Regions from separate parts of the Homo sapiens genome. Here region 2 is linked to region 1. A link is an interaction called in ENCODE POLR2A ChIA-PET data of the cell type or tissue named here. Cell type or tissue: GM12878. All regions are shown on one strand. Each heading gives the region's core, and the rest is flanking DNA. Links, peaks and the distances in the headings are about the cores only.

Evidence for each region. ChIA-PET counts read pairs that join two places held together with the same protein. Peaks named below come from ENCODE experiments on the same cell type or tissue, not always from the same donor. Only the 100,000 strongest peaks of a DNase experiment are listed, where the experiment ranks them.
Region 2: POLR2A ChIA-PET joins it to region 1 with 5 read pairs; 4 of 35 experiments call an interaction of 5 or more read pairs at or near these places.

Annotation. Positions count from the first base shown.
Region 1 is chr19:35,317,128-35,327,959 of GRCh38, reverse strand. No RefSeq gene overlaps it. Among named protein-coding and RNA genes, the nearest start is that of CD22, 6.6 kb to the left of the region's middle. RefSeq lists a silencer at 4,452-4,511 and an enhancer at 8,736-8,915. In GM12878, for the core only: no CTCF peak of the experiment used is centred there; DNase peaks (open chromatin) are centred at 3,669 and 4,389; H3K4me3 peaks cover 673 bases; H3K27ac peaks cover 837 bases.
Region 2 is chr19:35,155,812-35,167,303 of GRCh38, reverse strand. FXYD5 (FXYD domain containing ion transport regulator 5) reads right to left here. Exons shown (of 9, transcript NM_014164.6): 3 at 9,803-9,883; 4 at 8,904-8,960; 5 at 6,503-6,595; 6 at 3,059-3,148; 7 at 1,133-1,162; 8 at 979-1,053. Among named protein-coding and RNA genes, the nearest start is that of FXYD5, 6.8 kb to the right of the region's middle. In GM12878, for the core only: no CTCF peak of the experiment used is centred there; a DNase peak (open chromatin) is centred at 6,333.

The DNA of each region.
Region 1 (10,832 bases), core at 2,342-4,841:
GAGCAGAACAGACAGCATTGGAAGCCATGCACATCCTACAGATGAAGAGGGATGCGCTGAGAGGTCTTCACTCCAGCACCACTGCCCTCTATGGGCAGCTGGCCATAGGGAGGGAAACAGAGAGAGGGAAGAACACCTTCTTCCAAAAGCACCGATAGGGCTGGGTGTGGTGACTTATGCCTGTAATACGCTTTGGGAGAGCAAGGCAAGAGGATTGCTTAAGGCCAGAAGTTTGAGACCAACCTGAACAACACAGCAAAACTCTGTGGGGCTAGTCAACAAAAGCAAAAAATGAAAAGTAGCTGGGCATGGTGGCCCATGCCTGTGGTCCAAACTACTTGGGAGGCTGAGGCAGGAGGATCGCTTGAGCCTGGGAGTTCAAGGCTTCAGTCAGCCATGATAGCACCACTGCACTCCAGCCCAGGCAACAAAGTAAGACCTTGTCTCAGTAAATAATAAATAAATAAAATGAACAAAAAGCAGTGATGTTCTGGAAAGATGGAGTAGATGTATTTATTTATTCTGCCAAGTATAACTGAAAACCTTGAACGTGACAAGACAAGCATAAGAAGACTGAAAGATGGAGAGAAGCAGACTGGTTAGGAACCTCGGGACTTAAGGAATGGTGGTGAATTCCCTGGGATTTCTCTTTGCCTCATATATCTCAGGCTGAATACTGGAGAAGCCAACAACTGAAAATGCCAAGGGGCACAAACAAGAAAAAGTCCCAACAGAACAAGTTCTAGCAAAACTATGCTTTTCTAGCCAAAGAACGAGGAAAGGGGCATCCTAGAAAGACAGAGCTCTTTTAGTCCATACCTGCTCCGCTCCATCCAAGTTCCATCATCACCCTTGTCAGCAAAGGCCGGATGGAAAACCTAGACATTCACCTTCACCAGGCTGTAACAAAGAACCCTAGGCCACTCCCATACTCAGCCAGAGTGATGCTAGAGTTGGAGCTGGGACATTCCTCCCCACTGGGATCACCCTCCCCCGATGTGGTGTTGGTGGAAACCATGTGGGCAGCCTGGACATCCACTGCCACCCCAATGCAGAAATGAGGCATTCCACCCGGCCCCATTGGAGTAGTGTCAAAGGGGGCCTGGTGGAGAGTTGGGACTTTCGCCACCACTCAGTGGTAACAAGCACCCCCCTCTCTCTGCCACACACAGTGTCAGTGAAAGCCACATAGGGAGCAGTAATGAAGCATCCCTCCCACTCCCAGCCAGGGAGTTGTCATGGATTCCTAGTGGGGAACCTGAACTTCTACCCTTACCAAACAATAACATGGAGGCCTCATCTCTCCCAACCCCCCAGGTTCAGGAAAGGCTGGATGGAGAACCTGGACTTTTATCCCTGTCTGGAAGCAATCAGGCAGTGCCCTACTTTATTTCGCTGGAGCAGTATAAAGGGAAGCCCACTAAAACAAAATATTTAAAGAAGATCCAGAATCTTATAACACAGTGCCCAGAATATCCTGACTTCAATGGCAAATCACTTGTCATACTAGGAATCAGGCATTCTCAAACTGAATAACAAAAGATAATTAACAGACACAAACATCAAGACGACACAGATGTTAGAATTATCTGACAAAGATTTTGGAGCAGCCATCATAAAAGTGTTTCACTGAGAAATTATAAATGTGCTTGAAACAAATAAAATAATAAAAAGTATCAGCAAAGAAATAGAAAATATAAAGAAGAACCAAATGGAAACTTTAGAACTAAAAAATACAACTAAAAAATACAAGAGCTGAAATAAAAACCATAATGGATGGGCTCAATAGCAGAATGGAGAGTATAGAAGAAAGAAGCAGTGAAACAAAACGTATAACAATAGAAATTACCCATTCTGAACAATGGAAAGAAAATAGATGAAAGAAAATGGAACAAAGCCTCAAGGACATGAGTAACTATAATAAAAGAAGATCTAACATTTTGTCATTGAAGTCCCAGAAGGGGAGGAAAAGGAGGGTGGGCCTTAAAAAAATATTCCAAGAAGTAATGGCTGCAAATTATCTTCATTTGACAACACACACGCACAACATATGTCTACAGATTCAAGAAGCTGAGCGCATCACAAACAGGATAAACCCAAAGAAATTCATGCCAAGACACATCATAGTCAAACTTCTAAAAACAAGAGGCAGAGAAAATTCTCGAAAGCAACCACATAAAAATGCAAAAAATTAGCCAGTTGGGTGGTGCGTGCCTGTAGTCCCAGCTACTCAGGAGGCCAAGGCAGGAGGATCACTTGAACCTGGGAGGCGGAGGTTGCAGTGAGCTGAGATCCTGCCACTGCACTCCAGCCTGGGCAACAGAGCGAAACTCTGTCTTAATTAAAAAGTAAAATAAAATAAAAACAAAAAACCTCTGGAAGATAACATAGGAGAAAATCTGTGAGACTTAGAGCTTGATGAAGTGTTCTTAGACATGACACCAAAGGCATGATCCCTAAAAAAATCAATCCAACTTCATCAAAATTAATTTTTTTTTGCTCTGTAAAAGACCTAGTTAAGAGAATGAAAAGACAAATTACAGACTAAGAGAAAATATTTGCAAACCACATATCTGACAAAGGACTCCTATCTAGAACAAATATATAAAGAACTCTCAAATTCAACATAGAAACACTACATAAAAAAATCAAATCATCCAATTAGAAGACTGGCAAAAGATATAAAGAGAAATTTCACCCAAGGGGATATATGGATAGAAAATAATTATCTAAAAAGATATTCAACATCACTAGCCTTTAGACAGGTTAAGACCATGATGAGATATCACTACTAACATCTATAAGAACAGCTAAAATAAAAGATAGTATCAAATACTGGAAAGATGTATGGAAACTAAATCATTTATATATTGCTAGTGTGAATATAAAATTGTCCAGCCACTCTGGAAAAAAGTCTCAAAACAGTTCCTCCAAAGATTAAGCATAGAATTACCATACACTCCTGCATCTCCACTCTTACATATATAACCAAGAGAAATAAGAACATGTTCACCCAGAAACTTGAACACAAATGTTTACAGCAGCATTATTCATGAAAGCCAAAAAGCAGAAACAACCCACATGTCCATGAAGAGATGAATGAATAAAGAAAATATGGGAGACCTAAACAATAAAATATTATTTGATAATAAAAAGGAATGAAGTACTGATAGATACTACAACATGGATGAACTTTTTTTCGAGACCGAGTTTCACTTGTTGCCCAGGCTGGAGTGCAGTGGTGCCATCTCGGCTCACTGCAACCTCTGCCTCCCAGGTTCAAGCGATTCTCCTGCCTCAACCTTCTGAGTGACTGGGATTACAGGCATCCGCCACCACGCCCAGCTAATTATTCATATTGTTAGTAGAGACGGGGTTTTACCATGTTGGCCAGACTGGTCCTGAACTCCTGACCTCAGGTGATCCACCCGCCTTGGCCTCCCAAAGTGCTGGGATTACAGGCGTGAGCCACGGCGCCTGGATATGGATGAACTTTGAAAACATTAAGTGAAAGAAGCCAATCACAAAATGTCACATATTGTATGATTCCATTCACGTGAAATATTCAGAAAAGGCAAATCTGTAGAGACAGAAGTAGATGTAGCGGTTGCGTAGGGCTGGGGTGGGGTGGGAAAGGTAAGAGGAAATGAAGAGTGACTGCTAATGGATGTGAGATTATTTTGGGGTGATGAAATGTTCTAAAACTGGTTGTGGTGATGGTTGCATAATTCAGTGAATAGACCCAAAACCATTCAATTGGACATTTTACATGGGTGTGTTTTATGGTATGTGAATTATATCTCAGCAAAGCTGTTATATATGTAGTATATATGTAATATATAACAGCTTTACATACAGCTTTAACACACATATGTGTGCATATATGTGTGTGTATGTATATTGTGTGTGTGTGTGTACATATATATATATATAAAATAAAAATCAGGCTGGGCACGATGGCTCACACCTGTAATCCCAGCACTTTGGGAAGCAAAGTGGATCACCTGAGGTCAGGAGTTCAAGACCAGCCTGGCCAACATGGCAAAACCCCATCTCTACTAAAAATACAAAAATTAGCAGGCATGGTGGTGTGCGCCTATAATCCCAGCTGCTCAGGAAGCTGAGGCAGGAGAGTCACCTGAGCCCAGGAGGCGGAGGTTGCAGTGAGCTGAGATCCCACCACTGCACTCCAGCCTGGGCGACAGAGTGAGACTCTGTCTCTAAATAAATAAATAAATAAATAAATAAATAAATAAATAAATAAAAAACAGTCCAGTTAGAAAATAGGCAAAAGACATGATGACACCTTTCCCTGAAGAAGGTATATAGAAGGCAAATAAGCACATGAAAAGATGTCTCACATCACCAGCCATTAGTGAAATGCAAATTGAAACCCATGACAAGATACCGCTTTAGAACAGCTAAAATTAAATAACCAATAATGACAACACCAAACACTGGTGAGGATGCTGTGAACTTGAAACATTCACACACGACTGGTGGGGATGCAAAGTGGTCCAGCTACTCTGGAAAACAGTTTGCCGGTTTCCTGAAAAACTAAACAAAATATACCTACCAGATGACCCAGCAATTGCACTCCTGGGCATTTTATCCCTAAGAAATGAAAACGTATGTCCACATAAAAACCTGCACACAATTATTCACAGCAGCTTTGTTTGTAATAGCCAAAAACTGGAAACAGGCCAGGCACGGTGGCTCACGCCTGTAATCCCAGCACTTTGGGAGGCCGAGGTGGGCGATCACCTGAGGTCAGGAGTAATCTCAGCATTTTGCGAGGCCAAGGAGGGCAATCACCTGAGGTCAGGAGTTCGAGACCAGCCTGGCCAACATTGTGAAATCCTGTCTCTATTAAAAATACAAAATGAGCTGGTCGTGGCGGTACATGCTGGTAATCCCAGTGTAAATAGTAAAGTAGAAGTTCCTTTTCAAAGAGACTGTCCTCCCCATCTAATTAAGAATAAATAGTAACTTCTCTTAGAAGCAAAATTTATTCAAAGACCTGTGCTAACATTCTTAAATATCTACTAGCCATAATAAAAAAATCAATGTACTTTATGTTCTTAGATCCTACAATTTAGCCTAAAGATTTGCCCTAGCATGCTTATACTAGTCCAAGAAAGCATTAAGTCAAAGCCTGTTCCTCTTCCTTATTTAGAAATGTTTTTACTTTTCTCAGTATTCCACGTTACTTTCTCCTTCCTTTGTTCTCCTCTGCCTTTGCCTCTTTTAAAAAGTTCTAAGTTGCTAGCCAATCCAGACAAATACAGAATGTGAGGTCCCGTTTCAGCCAATAGAAACCAGACACAGCAATAAAGTAGATGCATCAAGTTATAAATGACCCTGTCTCCTTTGTTCAGTGTACTTTTGTAGCAAAACTGCTAGCGAGTATACCCTTTCTGCAGAAAGTAAAACTAGCCTTGCTGAAGAAATTAAATTTACATTAAAGTGCTATTTCTTTACAGCACCAAAAATCAAGCATTTCTAACACAAGCTACTCGGGAGGCTGAGGCAGGAGAATTGCTTGAACCTGGGAGGCAGAGGTTGCGGTAAGCCGAGATCACGCCATTGCACTCCAGCCTGGGCAACAAGAGCAAGATTCCATCTCAAGAAAAAAAAAAGCAAAACCAAAAACTGGAAACAACCAATACGTCCTTCACTAGGTGAGTGGCTTAACAGATTACGGTACATCCATGCCATGGAGTACTATGCAGCAATAAAAAGGAGTGAGATATGAAGAGGATACAGGCAACAACTTGGACGATTCTGAAGAGTGGTACAGAGAGTGAAAAAAGCCAGTCTCCAAGGATCACATGTGTTACAACATTCTTTTTGTTTGTTTGTTTTTTGAGACGGAGTTTTGCCCTTGTCCCCCAGGTTGGAGTGCAGTGGCTCGATCTCGGCTCACTGCAACCTCTGCCTCTAGGATTTAAGTGATTCTTCTACCTAAGCCTCCCGAGTAGCTGGGATTAAGGTGCCTAACACCATGCCTGGCTAATTTTTGTATTTTAGTAGAGATGGGGTTTCACCATGTTGGTCAGGCTGGTCTCAAATTCCTGACCTCAAGTGATCCACCTGCCTTAGCCTCCCAAAGTGCTGGGATGACAGGTGTGAGCCACCACGCCCAGGCATAACATTCTTGAAATGACAAAATGATAGAGGTGGAGAAGATGAAAAGTTGCCAGGGGTTAGGGATGGTAGGGGAAAGTGTCTGACTATGAAGGGAGTAGCACAAGGGAGGTCTTTGTAGTAACAGAATAATTCTGTATCTGGACTGCAGTTGTTGTTATATACATCCAGATGTGATAAAATGACATAGAACTGTACACACACATTATACCAATGTCAAATTCCTGGTTTTGATATTGTCCTGAATGACTTAAGAAGTAACCATCAGGGGATGCTGGGTGAAGAGTACACCAGACTTCTCTATTCTATCTTTGCAACTTCTGTGAATCTATACTTATTAAAAAAAAAAAAATTTAAGACAGTCTCGCTCTGTCACCCAGGAAGGAGTGAAGTGGTGTGATCATAGCTCACTGCAGCCTTGAACTTGAGGTGGGCTCAAGTAATCCTCAGCCACCTGAGTAACTAGAACTACAGGTACCAGCCACCATACCCCGTTAATTTATTTTTTATTTTTTATTGAGTCGGGGTCTCACATTTCCCATTCTGGTCTCCAACTCCTGTCCTCAAGCAATCCACTTCCTCAGCCTTCCAAGATGCTGGGATTACAGGAGCCAGTCACCGCACCTGGCCGTATATTTTTATTTTTTTAATCCCAGGAATCTCAATGGGGGACTCCAAGCCAGGTGGCCAGGTCCCAAAGGTCTCAGGGAGGGTACCCTTTGGGGCTTGAATTCCTGCTCCTCACCTAGAAGGAGTAGCTGAGGTTTCTGCAGGCCACAGCACCAGGTGTGGCTCATAGTCTTCTAACAGGAGGAGATTGGGCTTGTGGACGTGTCTTGATTTCTGGAGGCCAAGGGCTGCGTGGAGAAGGCAAGGGAGGAGGAGCAGGACTCCTGAGAACGCAGCCTCGGCGCTTTCACTCTTCCTCCCTGTTCCTTCAAACAGGTCGTTGGTCTCCTTTTTTGGTGACTTGACTGTCACCCCTTTACCAGGGAAGCAGTGAAAGCAGGCAACTAACAGAGTCCCTGTGAGCCCTGGGTGGCTACTCCCTGCCTGGCTATGTCCCCCTCACCCCCCAACCTCTGCCCAGGATGGTAAGACGGGAACAATGATAGTGCCTTCCTCACCGGGCTGGTGACAGCACACACAGGACACACTCAGCAACTCGCACATCCCATGACAAGCATGTGGTAAAAAGACCCGGGTTCCAGTCCCAGGTCTGCCACGTGTTTGTTGTGACATCACCTCAGTTTCCCTCCCAGGGTGATAATAAGATTGCTGTTATGACTTCAGGGCTATGCTGTGACAGGTCCCCAGCCCCTACAGCACTTTGCATGGTGGCTGCTATGGAACGGGCTCTCTGTAAAAGTGAGCTGTCATTATTCCAGACATTGTCACTTACGCTGCTGACCCAGCACTCCCTGCAGACATTAATTCACCCACCTCTGGCTACTCAGCCCTAGCCTGAGCTTCACAGAGAGGCCCTTTGGGACTAAACTGTCATTTCCTTCCCGCTCCCCAGGCAGATCGAGCTCTAGGGTGGGAAGGGGCCTTTGGCTCAGCTGCTGCCAGACTTCTCTGTTCTATCTTTGCAACTTCCTGTGATAATTATTTCAAAATTAAAAGATTTTTTTTTTTAATTTGCGAGGTTGAGGTTGTCACCTCCTGTTTAAGGAGCAGCCTGGAGTTGAGAGCGAGAAGAGTGGGGAAAGAAAGAGGCTCGCCTACTTCTCCTTTTTTTCTCCCCCTTTTTCTTTTCTTTCTTTTTTTTTTTTTTTTTTTTTTTTCTGAGACCAAGTCTCACTCTGTTGTCCAGGCTGGAGTGCAATGGTGCGATCTCAGCTCACTGCAGCCTCCGCCTCCCAGGTTCAAGCAATTCTCCTGCCTTAGCCTTCTGAGTAGCTGGGACTACAGGCGCGTACCACCACGCCTGGCTAATTTTTGTATTTTTAGTAGAGATGGGGTTTTGCCATGCTGGCCAGGCTGGTCTTAAACTCCTGACCTTAGATGATCTGCCCGCCTTGGCCTCCCAAAGTGCTGGGATTACAGGCATGAGCACCACATTCGATCTTTTTTTTTTTCTTTTTTAGTGACTGAGTCTTACTCTGTTGCCCAGGCTGGCATGCAGTGGTGCACTCATAGCTCACTGCAGATTCAAACTCCTGGGCTCAAGTGGTCCTCCTGCTTCAGCCTCTTGAGTAGCTGGGATGACAGGCATGCACTACTGTGCCCAGCTTATTTTTAAACATTTTTTTTTCTACATACAATGTCTGCTGTGTTGCCCAGGCTGGTCTTGAACTCCTAGAAAGCACTTCTCAGCAGTGCGGTGCATCTCTACCCCCGGCCAGTCGCAAGAGCCCAGCCCTGCATGATCACCCACCTGGGGAGGAGGCTCTGGAGTGGCCAGTGCTGGCTGGGAGCTCTTTCATCAAGGAGGATAATGGAGCTGCCTGCCCCAGGCACTGTCCCAGGGACAGGGTGGGAGGCGGGCCAGGGATGGATCAGTCATCTCCGTCAGGAGTGACTCAGGAGGTTGGCAGACCGGGAGGGACAAAGAGACCCGTGTCATGACCATGGCCTGGTGCCTGGGTGTCCTCCCTCCCACACGTGGTGGCCCAGCCCTACTGGCACGTGAGGCCATGAGACCTTCTCACCTTCCTTCCTGCCTGGCCAACCCTCATCTCAGCGTCTGCCCCCATCTCTCTGAGTCACTGTGTCATGTGTTCTGACTCTTCCTCGGCTTGGCATTTCCCAGGGAGGGGGTGCCATCTGCCTTCCCTGTCCCTGAGGGCCTCCCTGGGCCTGAACTCGGCCGGAGTAGATCACTCTTGCGTTCTCCACTGAACCTGCCCCTCCTGCTTTCTTCAACCTCTTAAGGAAGCTGCTGGAGTCACCTTTGACTCTTCAAGTGAGTCTCACCACTTCCTCCTCCAAAATGGGTCCTGACCCCACCCCTCTCCCCATCTCCACTTCCTCTCTCTTGGACAATGGCCAGGGCCTCCCAAGCCCTGTCCCTGCCTCCACTGATAGCCTGTGCTCACTGTCCACGCAGCTGCCAGTGGGCCTCTGAAGCCTCAAGCCTGCCATCACACCCCTCCGAACTCACTTCTCCAGCGGCTTCTCAACGCGCTCTTTGAAAGCCCAAGTCCTGGCTGGGCACAGTGGTTCACACTTGTAATCCCAGCACTTTGGCAGGCAGAGGCAGGCAGATAACTTGAGGTCAGCAGTTCGAGACCAGCCCGGCCAACATGGTGAAACTCCGTGTCTATTAAAAATTAGTTGGGCATGGTGGTGCGTGCCTGTAATCCCAGCTACTTGGGAGGCTGAGGCAGGAGAATCACCTGAACTCGGGAGGCGGAGGTTGTAATGAGCCGAGATCATGCCACTGCACTCTAGCCTTGGTGACAGAGCGAGACTCCATCTCAAAAAAAAAAAAAAAAAAAAAACCTAGGATTAAATTCCATTGCTGGGCGGGATGGCTCACGCCTGTATTCCCAGCACTTTGGGAGGCTGAGGCGGGTGGATCACCTGAGGTCAGAAGTTTAAGAGCAACCTGGTCAACATGGTGAAACCCCGTCTCTACTAAAAATATAAAAATTAGACAGGCGTGGTGGTACATGCTTGTAATCCCAGCTACTCAGGAGGCTGAGGCAGGAAAATTGCTTGAACCCGGGAGGCAGAGGCTGCAGTGAGCTGAGATTGTGCCACTGCACTCCAGCATGGGCAACAGAGTGAGACTCTGCCTCAAAACAAACAAACAAAGAAACAAACAAACAAGCCCCAGTCCTGCCTGTGGCCTACAAGGCCCTGTGTAATCGAGCTTCCTTGGGCAACAGAGCGATACTCTGCCTCAAAACAAACAAACAAAGAAACAAACAAACAAGCCCCAGTCCTGCCTGTGGCCTACAAGGCCCTGTGTAATCGAGCTTCCTTGGGCAACCACTCTGGCTCCATCACTCCACTCAAGCATGCTTCTTTCCTTCTTGTTCCATGAAGGTAACAAGTACATTCTCGCCAGGGGCCTTTGCACTCGATTTTGGCCTTCCCTGGACCCACATTCCCCAGGAACCCACAGAGCTCCCTCCCTTACTTCCTTCTGGTCTCAAGTCAAATGACTTCTCTTTCTGAAATGGCAGCCTGACCCAGCACAGCCTGACCTTGCACCCCTCTGCAGTTCCTTCACTGTCAGATGTGCGGTCATGTGTTTGCTTGTCTTTCTGATCGTTGTCTGTCTCTTCTGCAGAATGTCAGCTCTGGGAGGTCACAGAGTGATTCTTTTTGGGCACTGCTGTGACCCTGGGGCCCAGCATAGGCCTGGCACACAGAGGTGCTCAGTGAGCATGTGTTGAATTCTGGTGGGGTCCAGGAGCTGGGTGGGGAAAGTCTGAGAGAGTGAACTTGAGTTCAGGTCCTACTGGTTTGTTTGTTCGTTTTTTGAGACAGGGTCTCACTCTGTTGCTGAGGCTGGAGTGCAATGGTTCAATCTCGGCTCACTGCAAACTCCATTTCCTGGGCTCAAACTATCCCTCCCACCTCAGCCTCCCGAGTAGGTAGGACTACAGGCGCATGCCACCATACCTGCCTAATTTTTGTATTTTTTGTAGAGACAGGGTCTCGCTATGTTGCTGAGGCTGGTCTCAAACTCCTGGGCTGAAGCCATCCACCAGCCTCAGCCTCCCAAAGTG
Region 2 (11,492 bases), core at 4,940-7,439, 160 kb after region 1:
AAAGCCAGTGCCTCCTCTTGTCCCTCAGGCTGGGGGATAACAGGTCCCCATCCTTGCTAGTCCTAGGGCACTGCACCATCTCATTGCCCTGCCTGTACCTCCAGAGATATCACTCTATTAAACTTTCTCCAGTTAATCGTTTGCAGGTCCTTCTGCCACCTGCCATGACCCTGATCAACACAGCTGTCAACATTTGAGTACCAAAAGATTTTACAGAAACATTAAGCTCTTAAAAGAGTAGTTACTCTGGCTGCTTCAAGCCTCTATTCTTGCTGGATTGAGTGGGTGGGGTTGTTCCATGAGGCATTTAATCCTCAGTTATCTCCTCCTGACACAGCCTTTTTCAGCCCTTGTTCCCTGCCAGGCCTGGGTGCAGTGGGCTTGTGACTGCTGGGGTGGTATGCTGACCGCCAAATGGCCCTTAGTCTCTACCCCTCCCTGTCAGTATCCATGTCCTTTGCCATGTGACTTTGCCTATCTTCCCATCAAGAGGTGGAGTCTATTTCCTTGAATGAAACCCAGCCTCATGACTTGCTTTGACCTATGGAATGAGGCAGAAGTGATAATGGCCAGTTCTGAGCCTGCATGCATTCACTCTATCTTAGATCCCTGCCACCACCATGCGAACAAGCCCAGGCTAGCTTAGTGAAGGATAAGATGATGTGGCAAAGAGCCAAGGCACCCCAGAAACAAAGTTTCCTGCTGACCCACAACTGAACTCAGATGCAAGAGTAAATCCAGTTGAGACCAGAAGAATCACCCAGCTGAGCCCAGCCTATGTTTCCAAACTGTGGTATTGAGAGCTCAATAAATGGTCATTATTTTAAACCACTGAATTCTGTGGTGGTTTGTATGTATATGCAGCTAATAGATACCTCATTTAAAACAAAATTGCCCAGGGACCTTTGAGAACCCAGCCCTCCGTCATAAGTCCCCCTCCTGGTCTTGGTGTCCTTCCCACCCAACCCCAGTTCTCACTGGTGAGGATGATGATGCCTGTGATGAACAGCACAGCTGCGACCAACAGCCCCCGTTTCCGGAGGGTGTGTTCATCTGCAGAGAGAAAAATGAAGGGGTAGAGTCAGACGGACCTCACCTTTCCTTCCCCCACATCTTCCTGTGGATAACTTACCATAGAAGAAGGGGTCATCCTCATGAAAACCTGGAGAGGCAGACAAAGAGCAAGTCAGGGTTCAGCAAAGGTTTGTGAAGTGAATACGTGAATGGCAAAGTCAGGAAAGGGGGATACCTGGGTACCCTTAGAACAAAACCCAAAATCTTCACCATGGCACACAATCTGGCTCCCATTATTCCTCTAATCTCATTTCCTTCCTATCCCCCTCACTCCCTGCACTCCAGCCCTACTGGCCTCCCTGCTGTTGAACATGCAGACACCTTCTCACCTCAGGGCCTTTGCACTGGCTGTTTCCTCTGCCTGGAACACACTTTCCCTAGACATCCGCATGGCTCCCTCCTTCACTCCCTTCCCAGTGGGGCCCTCCCTGGTTTTGTATATGAAATACAGGTTGACTATCCCTAATCCCCAAATCCAAAATCCAAAATGTCCCCAAATCTGACACTTTTTGATGTCATGTCAGGGGTGTTTGAACCAGAGCAACTCCATCTCGAATAGGGTAAAATAAGGCTGAGACCTACTGGGCTGTATTCCCCAGAGGTTAGACATTGTTAGTCACAGGATGAGATAGGAGGTCGGCACGAGATACAGGTCATAAAGGCCTTGCTGATAAAACAGGTTGCAGTAAAGAAGCCAGTTAAAACCCACCAAAACCAAGATGGCAATGACAGTGACCTCTGGTCATCCTCACAGCTCATTATACATTAGTTATAATACATTAGCATGCTAAAAGGCACTCCTACCAGCACCATGACAGTTTCAAATGCCATGGCAACATCAGGAAGTTACCCTATACAGTATAAAAAGGGGAGGAATCCTCAGTTCTGGGAATTGCCCACCCCTTTCCCAGAAAACTCATGAATAATCCACCCCTTGTTTAGCATATAACGAAGAAACAACCATAAAAACAGGCAACCAGCAGCCTGTGGGGCTGCTCTGCCTATAGAGTAGCCATTCTTTATTCCTTTACTTTCTAAATAAACTCTATGGACTCTCTGAATTCTTTTTTTGTGCAAGATCCAACAGCCCTTTCTTGGGGTCTGGATCGGAACCCCTTTCCAGTAACAGTCTGACATGACACCGAAAGGAAATGCCCACTGGAACATTTTGGACTTCAGATTTTTGGGTCAGGAAAGTTGAACTGGTAAGTATAATGCAAATATTCTAAAATCTGAAATCTGAAAGTCTCCTGGTCCAAAGCATTTTGGATAAGGAATACTCAACCTGTACTCCCCAGTCACTCTCTAACCCTACTTTACTTTTCTTGATAGCAAGTTGAAATCAACTGATACATAATTATGATTATTTCTTGTTGTGTTTCTCTTACCACTAGAATAGTAGTTCCATGAGGGCAGAGATTTTTTCTGGCTTGTTCACCACTCTATCTCTGTCCCCTAGAACTAGCCTAGCACACAAGTACTCAGTGACTATTTGTTGAATGAATGGATGAATGGGCTCTCTATGTGACCCATGGGCGTATCATTTCCATTCATTCACTGGGGGGCTGACTGGGCAGGAAGTGGTGGATAAGATCACCAGGGAAAGAATCAAATTGCCCCTAGAAACAGAGGTCCTTGCTGACCCACAACTGACCTCAGACGCATGAGTAAGTCCAGCTGAAACCAGAAGAACCAGCCAGCTGAGCACACCCTAGATTTCCAAATTGCAGAAATGAGAGCTAAATAAATGGTTATCCTTTTAAGCCACTGAGTTTTTAGGTGGTTTGTATGCAGCAATAATTTATGCATTCACTTATCTATTCAGACATTTATCATGTGCCCACCCTCTGCCTGGCTTGAAGTCATTTACTTTCCCATCACGTCTTTACTGAGAACTATTCTGTGCTGGGCTGTACTCCAGGTGCTGGAAATACACAGTGAACAGAAAATAGCCTGTTTCCAGTCTGGGGAGGCAGTTACTAACCAGATGGCTTGAGGGTCTGGGGGTCTGTCTGGACGTCTGTGCTTGGGGATGGTCTCTCAGAGAGCGTCGTGGTGTCATCAGTGGGATGAGCTGAGAGAGTGGCCAGATCAGTGGAGGGCAGGAGTGAGCCATGGAGGCAGAAACAAGGGATATTACTGAGAGTCTGCATCTGGAAGAAACCCCTCTCCCACATCTACACAGCTGGTGTGCAGGGTCAGGCATCCCCCCTACTCCACACCTAGAGGCAATAAGTAATGACAGGCATTGAAATGCTGAAATAAGCACATAGCCCCGGTTGCGACTATCTGATCTGCCTCAATCCCCGAGGGACTCCAGACCCCTCTCCTAGGACCTTCTGGCCCACACTATAATCCAGGAGATAAAGGAACGAAAGGGCAACACCTGCCAAGGACTCTGACCCAGCTACATAGTCTGGAGAAACTTGTAAAACATTCTGAATATTGGCTGGGTGCAGTGGCTCATGTCTGTAAACCCCAGCACTTTGGGAGACTGAGGCGGGCAGATCACCTGAAGCCAAGAGCTCAAGACCAGTCTGGCCAACATGGTGAAACCCCGCCTCTACTAAAAATACAAAAATTAACTGGGCCTGGTGGCACACACCTGTAATCCCAGATACTTGGGAGGCTGAGGCAGGAGAATTGCCTGAACTCGGGAGGTGGAGATTGCAGTGAGCCAAGATTTCGCCACTGCACTCCAGTCTGGGCAACAGAGCAACACTCTGTCTCAAAAACAACAACAACAACAAAACTATTCTGAATATCACCTCTGCCCCCAGACCGAAAATACCAAAGGATTCTTCTCTTGAAAAAAAAAAAAAAATCAGTACCTCCAAAGAAAAGGCCTCCCCCAAGCACTGAGAAGTGCCCCCACACCACATCGGAGGCCTCAACAAGAAGCCAGCAGACAGAGAAGCTCCCTCGTGAAACCCAAGTTCCCTGGAATTATCTCAGTGCCCCACACCCTAAATAGGAACTGGCAACCAAGGATTACAAGATATTCAGGGAATGCATTGCCCAGAGGAAGGTATAAGCCAGATCCACGGCAGAGACCACAGGAATGCGAAGGACAGCCATACTGGTGTGTGGTGCTCATGCACCCTGGGGTGAGACAGTCTGGACTCAAATTCCGGTTCTGCCACTCTTGGCTGTATTGCCTAGGGCAAGCTGAGTAACCTCTCTGGGCCTCAGTTCCTTTTCCTGTAAAATGGGAGTAATGACAGTTCCCACCACACAGGATGATCACAAGCATCAAATGACTGAATACACAGAAGCTTAGCACAGTGCCCAGCATGAACAAGCTCTCAGCAAAAGTCAGCCATTGCTATTACTGTCTGCTCAGCACTCTTCCTCCTTCTGGAACAGCTCTCCCTTTCTTTGTGGGAAGACATTGCCCTCCCTTCCCCAGTTATAACCCAGGCTACAAAAGGAAGCTTGTGACCTCAGTCTGGTCCTTCCCTGAGACCTTTGAAATCCCAAGTAGGGATATTGAGTGACAGCTAGGTACTATAGACTGAATTCTATCCACCCCACCAAATTCCATGTGATGGTATTTTGGAGCGAGGGCCTTTGGGAGGTAATTAGGGTTAGATAGGATCATGAGGGTGGGGCCCTCATGATGGGATTAGTGCCCTTATAAGAAGACACCAGAGAGCTTGCTTTCAAGCTCACAAGCCCACCCACACATGGAGAGGACATGGTGAAGACAGAGCAAGAGAATGGCTGTCTGTGACCCAAGGGGAGCCCTCGACAGACACCAACCCTTCTGGCACCTTGATCTTGGACTTCCCATCTCCAGAACCGGGAGAAATGAATTCCTATTGTTTAAGCCATCCAGTCTGTGGTATTTTGTTATCGTAACCTGAGCAGATTAAAACCCTAGGTGAAGTCTGGAAGTTTTGAGCTAGGAGGCTCAAATAACATGAGCCATTTCCTTCCTAGGTGGAAGAGAAGCAAAGATAGAGGAGGAAGAGAGGCCCTGGGGGCTTTCATGCCCAGCCTCTAGGCAACCCAGAGGCTCAGCAGTGACAGCCATTTGTCCTTGATGAATTTCTGTCACATATATCCAGGAACATGGACCAATACATAGAGCAACTCAGGTCAGCAAAGACTCAGTAAATTAATGCAGTGATGTGAGAATGCTTTATCATTGATAAGTGTGGACACAGCTGCTATCCCCCACCCCTACAGGTGCACTTTTGTACAAACTAGAAAAGTTCCCTTCTGTAAAGCACTTTATTTCCATCCATTGTAGGATTGTTTTAATAGATAGATTCTGTAAGAATGAGATGCTTTGCTGCTATCACTAGAAAACTGGAACAATTATAAAGACCGACAAAGGGAATGGCATTGCCCGAGAGGTGGTGCTCTCGTTCAGTACCCAGTCTGCACAACTGTACATGTCTCTCTGGGAGTGGCCTACTCTACAACACTTTCCAGTGTGGGGCTGCCCCTCAAATAAGGATCATCACGCAGGCATTAGAGGCGATCTGTTGCCTTATCTCAGCTCAGTCTCCTTTCCCACACCTTCTGGTAATACTAACTCACTTGTCCAAAGGAAAATCCCCTCTTCCCTGACTCTTGGTCTATGTGGTTCAGGCATGGCTGGCTGAGCCTCTTCTCTAGCCCCAGGGTGGGGCACAAGACTCAGGCCTGACCAATGAGAGCAGCTCATTTCTCAGGCTCTCATTGGTTCAGACATGAGCATGTGACTCCAGCTGAACCAATGAGAGTCAATTCTAGGCCTCAGGCTAGAAATAATGGGAAAGATTTTGTTCTCTAGCCACCACGTATGTGACCTAAAGTTAGAACTATGGGACCATCTCTGCCATCAAGAGGGGAGAAGTTAGTAGAGAATGAAGACAACAGAACCAAGAGAGGGAACAAAGCACTCATGACAGTGCTTACTCGCCTTGATCCAGCTATGCCTGAAGTTGGCTACTTCTGGACTTTCCAGAACTTATATAGCCAATCATTCTTTTGTGTGTGTGTGTGTGTGTGTGTGTGTTTAAGGTGAATTTTCTATATTTTGCAACTGAAAAGCTCCTGCTCTAACATTAAGGAGATGTACAAAAAAGAAATATCCACAGGCACATTCTATAGCCCCAGCCCTCCGAGGGGAACTGACAGAAAGAAAGTTCCAAAGTCTATCAGTTAGGGAAACACTGCATACTGCACGCTGCCCCTTGGGGATCCTTTGCTGAAAATTAGCTTAATGAAGACTCTCAGAAGTCCTGCCACAAAGAAACATGGTTAACTTTAACTCAGGGTTCCCCAAATAACTTTGACCACAAACCAAAAACATTTTTTTTAAATGTATTAACAATTCCCCAAACAGGGGCACTGAGAAACGTACTGAGGGAAATGTTGACCTAGATAGAGAATTAAACAAAAATCGTAGGCTGCTGCTCTCAGTCCCATGCTATACCTGCTTTGGTGCTCTTGTGTGTCTCTGGATCTGTCACTAGAGGCCCATCCGTTCCTTCCAGTTGCTGGGTCTGGGTCTGGGGTTGTGGTGTTTCTATTCAGGTCAGGAGAGCAAGGAGGGAAGGATAAGAAAGAGTCACTGGGGAAAGAGAATTGGGGCCGGGCGCGGTGGCTTATGTCTGTATTCCCAGCACTTTGGGAGGCCGAGGCGGGCAGATTACCTTAGGTCGGGAGTTCGAGACCAGCCTGACCAACATGGAGAAACCCTGTCTCTACTAAAAATACAAAATTAGCTGGGCGTGGTCGCTCATGCCTCTAATCTCAGCTACTCGGGAGGCTGAGGGAGAATTGCTTGAACCTGGGAGGCAGAGGTTGTGGTGAGCCGAGATTGCACCATTGCACAGCGACCTGGGCAACAAGAGCAAAACTCCATCTCAGAAAAAACCTAAGAGGCTGGCAAAACCTGAAAATGTCAGTATACCAAGTGTCACTGTAGGGTTGGGAAGGGGGACACTCCTGCACACTGCTGGTGGGTTAGGAAATGGGTACAGTCACTTGGGAGGGGAACTTTTATTTTTACTTTTATTTATTTTTGAGACAGGGTCTCACTCTATCACCTGAGCTGGAGTGCAGTGGTGCAATCATAGCTCACTGTAGCCTTGAACTCTTGGGCTCAAGTGATTCTCCCGCCTTAGCCTCCCAGGTAGCTGGGACTACAGGCACATGCCACCATGCCCAGCTAATCATTTTGTACTTTTTGTAGAGAATAGGTTTTGCTGTGTTGTCCAGGCTGGTCTCAAATTCCTGGGCTCAAGCGATCCACCCGCCTCAGCCTCCAAAAGTGCTGGGATGACAGGCATGAGCCACTGTGCCTGGGCGGCAGGAGGGCAAATTTTAAAACATTAAGCATGCATGTCCTTTGCCCTGTATTGTCTTGGATAAAAGCACAGGCTCTGGTGCCAGATTCCTGGACTTCGATTCCAGCTGCGTCCCTGACTTGTTGTGAGACCTTGAACCAGTTACTCACAGCCTCTGTTTCCTTGTCTGTAAAATGGGGACAATGGTAATTTCTGCCTCTTAGGGTTTGCGTGAAGGTTGAATGAGTTAACATACGCAAAATATTTAGAACCATGACCAGCACATAGTCAGTACATATTCCAAGTGCGTTTGCTCAAGGAGGAAGGGACAAAGTTGCTCATTGTGGTGCTGTGTGTAGACAGAAAAAGCTGGAAACAGCCAACATGTTCATCAAGAAGTGTGTGACTCCATAAGCTGTGATATAGGCGCCTTGTGGAATACCAGGCAGGAGAGAAAACAAAACAAGTCTTTATGCAGTGATGTGAGAAGAACTTCCAAACATACGACTGCACGAAGAAACAAAGCAAGCTGCAGAACAATCATAAGGTCTCCTTAAGCTCACACAAACACAGCACACAGTCAGTGCATTTTCTCCAAGTAATATACATGGGATGTGGTATCACTGGGGACCTACCCCAATGCTGACAGTGGGGACCTCTCAGAGACAGAGGGAGAGAACGAGGATTGGGGAGGGGAGGTGACAAAGGGGTTTAGTTTTGCCTACAATCATTTTATTCTTTCCAGGCAGAATGTGTTTTTGTACTACTGTGTCTTTAAACATCGATTGAAAAAATCAGGGAGCACTTTTTTTTTTTTTTGAGACAGGGTTTCGCTCTGTTGCCCAGGCTGGAGTGCAGTGGCAAGATCTTGGCTCACTGCAACCTCTGCCTCTGGGCTTAAGTGATTCTCCTGCCTCAGCCTTTCGAGTAGCTGGGACTACAGGAGCACGCCAACGCACTCGGCTAATTTTTGTATTTTTCTGTAGAGATGGAGTCTCACTGTGTTGCCCAGGCTGGTCTAGAACTCCTGAGCTCAAGTGATCCATCCACCTTGGCCTCTCAAAGTGCTGGGATTATAGGCATGAGCCACTGTGCCTGGCCGGGAGCACTTTTTGAATTATACTTCAAGAAAACGTCCAAAAATTGTTCAAAAAATTCAAAAAAGGGATCAGAGAAAAAAGAGATGAAAGGAAGAAATAAATGGGACTGGCACACAGAGACTTTCTGGGGGTGTTTGCAAAGTTCTGCTCCTTGACCCGGTTGGTAGTTACATAGGGATTCAATTTAGAGTAAGTTATTACACTGTAAATTTATGGGTTTTGTATTTTTCTATATGCATGTTAATTTCACAATTTCAAAAGCGTTTTGGTTTTCTTTTTCTAAAGAATTGAATGGAGTTGGCTGTCCCCACCCAGAGTAAACCAGGGCATTCAGAGCTGGGAGTAGGGACTGAAATGGGCAACCAAAGACCTATAGTGTCAGAGGAAGAGGGGAAACTTTGTTTGTCTTGGTCCTGTCCCCGCCGCCTGCCCCTGCACTACTCACCATCAGCAGGCCAGGTTGGGGTTGGAGAGGTGGGCTGGAGTTCTGTGTAGACTGCATCTGGAGTCCAGAAACAAGGAGTCACGGAGAGAAAAGGAGAGAGAAAAAGAAGTGGGCAAGGTCTATGGGTGGAGATGCCAGAGATTCCCGTAGCAACTCAACTTTAATGTAATAGAAATGGCTTAATTAATCCAGCCATTTGCTAACTGCCGAAATGTGTAACCAATATGTCCCCTTCTTTGGGACCTTACGTCCCACAGATGCCACACTACAGCTCCTTCTTCGAGATGCTGGCTGCAAATTGTCTTTCTCAAGACTCTGAGAAGTGCTGCCTAAAAAAACATGTTTAACTCAGCTTCCCAAATGCACCTGCTCTGATAAAAGCCCCCAGAACTTCCTTTAGGGACCATCCTTCCCTGACTCTTGGTCCACTTTATTCAGCGGGGCTGACACCAGCCCTGGTGGAGGTTGGACATGGAACCCAGGCCTGGCCAATCAGCTTTCTATGCCTGTGGCCACAGTGGCCAGCTCAGGGATACGACCTGAGCCTGGCCAAAGATAACTCAGTTCTGGGACATTTGCTGGACTGGGGAAAGGAAATTCTCTTGCTGGGATTCTTAGCAGACAGGATGACAGCCCCAGGCTTCAAGGGATCATCTTGGCCCCATGAGAGGAGACTCTTCCTGAAAATGAAGCCAACACAGAGAAAACAGAACCAAGAGGTGGAGAGAGGTTCTGATAGCATCATTTGAGCACCTAGATCAAGCCATGCCTGAAGGTCTGTACCTGGACTTTTTCGTTACATAAATCCATAAATTCCCTTGTTTGGTCCAAGTTTGGGATTTTTGTTGCTGTTGTTATTTGCAATGACAGGATCTTGATAGATGTGTCCCTTTCCTCACCTGGGGCTCGTGTCGGGACCTGAATGTCCATGATAGTTGAGTCTGCTGAAGAACTGGACGTGGTATCTTTCAACGTCTGTCCTGGGGAATCAAGGATGAGAAGTCAGGAGGGAGCCTGGTCCCCCTCCTCTCACCACCCCCGCCCTCGCCTCCCTGGTGAAACCTTAGGGGTCCTGTCTGCTGGTGGAATCACTCAGCTTTGGCTGCATCAATCCATAATTCTGAAAGTGTTTTCAGCTATGCCAATGCCTGGGAACCCTTCTTCTAGTCCCCCTCCCCGCCCATCCCTGTGGGATGGGAAAGTCAGTTTAGTCTAGTGAGCCCAGGTGCTAGGGTGAGCCTGGGCCCTGGTTTCAAATCCTGCCCCCAACAACTTTCTTGCTGTGTGACCTGGAACAAGTGAAGTCCTTTCTCTGAGCCTCAGTTGCTTCATCTGCAAAGCAGGGATAATAACTGAATCTACTTCACAGGGCTGTAGATAGGGTGAAATGACACAGAGCAGGGAAAGGGTCTCCCACACGGCTTACCATGTGGTCAGTGCTGGATAACTCCACTGCCCCCATCCTGGTCCTGCCTCTGTACCCTCCAGCCTGGACATCCCAGCAGCCTCCTTCTTGGGCTCCCTGCTCCTGTCTCCGCCCCCACAGTCTGTTCCAACCTGCAGCCAGAGGGAGCCTGGGACCACCTGAGTCAGGTCGGGGCCCGCCTGGTTCAGAGCCCTGCCCTGGCTGCACTTCACTCCACATAAAAGCAAAGCCCTCACGTGGCCCGTAAGTCCTCCTCCATCTGGTCCCATCACTTCTCTGTCCTCTCGTCATCCCACTCTGCCCCTTCTCATCCCAACCCAGCCACCCCACCTGCCTGCTATTCTTAAAACACACCAGACAACACTCAGCCCCCAGACACCTGCAAAGCTCATTCCCTCATTTCCTCCAAGTGTTTGTTGGTCCAAATGTCACCTCCTCAGTGAGGCCCTCCCTGACCACCCAGTTTAAACAATCCTCATTACCTCTACTTTTCTGCAAGCACGTATCACCTCCTAGCACACGATATAATTTACTAACTTGTCTCTCTCCACTAGAGTGTGACCTCTTGTTTTATTCAGTGCTGTTTCCCCAGTGCACAGAATATCTAGCACATAGTAGGTGCTCAATAAATATTTGTCAAATGACTGAACGAGTATATGAAAATCATTTTATGAAGGAGAAATGAGGGCGCCTTCAGTGGGGCATGCACCCTGGGTTCTGGGGGCAGGCAGGACAGTTGTTTTCTCAGCTCCTCCACCCATTCTCCTCTGACACAGGGCACTTCCCTTCGCTGAGCCTCAGTTTCCTCATCAGTAAAATGGGCAAGACAACAGGTGTGACTGACTGTCAGAGGCAAAGCCTAACTGACCTAACACACACCACACCTGCCACACAGAAAGAACGATCAATACCCCCCTGTGGTTCCCATCTTTCAGGAGACACTTTCCAGGCAAGGCTGAGATGTTGCCAACTCTTTGGACTAACCCCAGCTCAACAGCTTTGCCTAACTGTGTAATGCCTGGGGACTCTGGGAGCCTAGGTTTCCTGGCTGCTGAGTAGAAAACCGACACCAATCTCCCCGCCAAATGAAACTCAGTGAGTTCTTCTTGGAGGTGAAATTGGAGGATGCTCAGCAGGACAGGCCCTGGCCAGACTCACTGGAA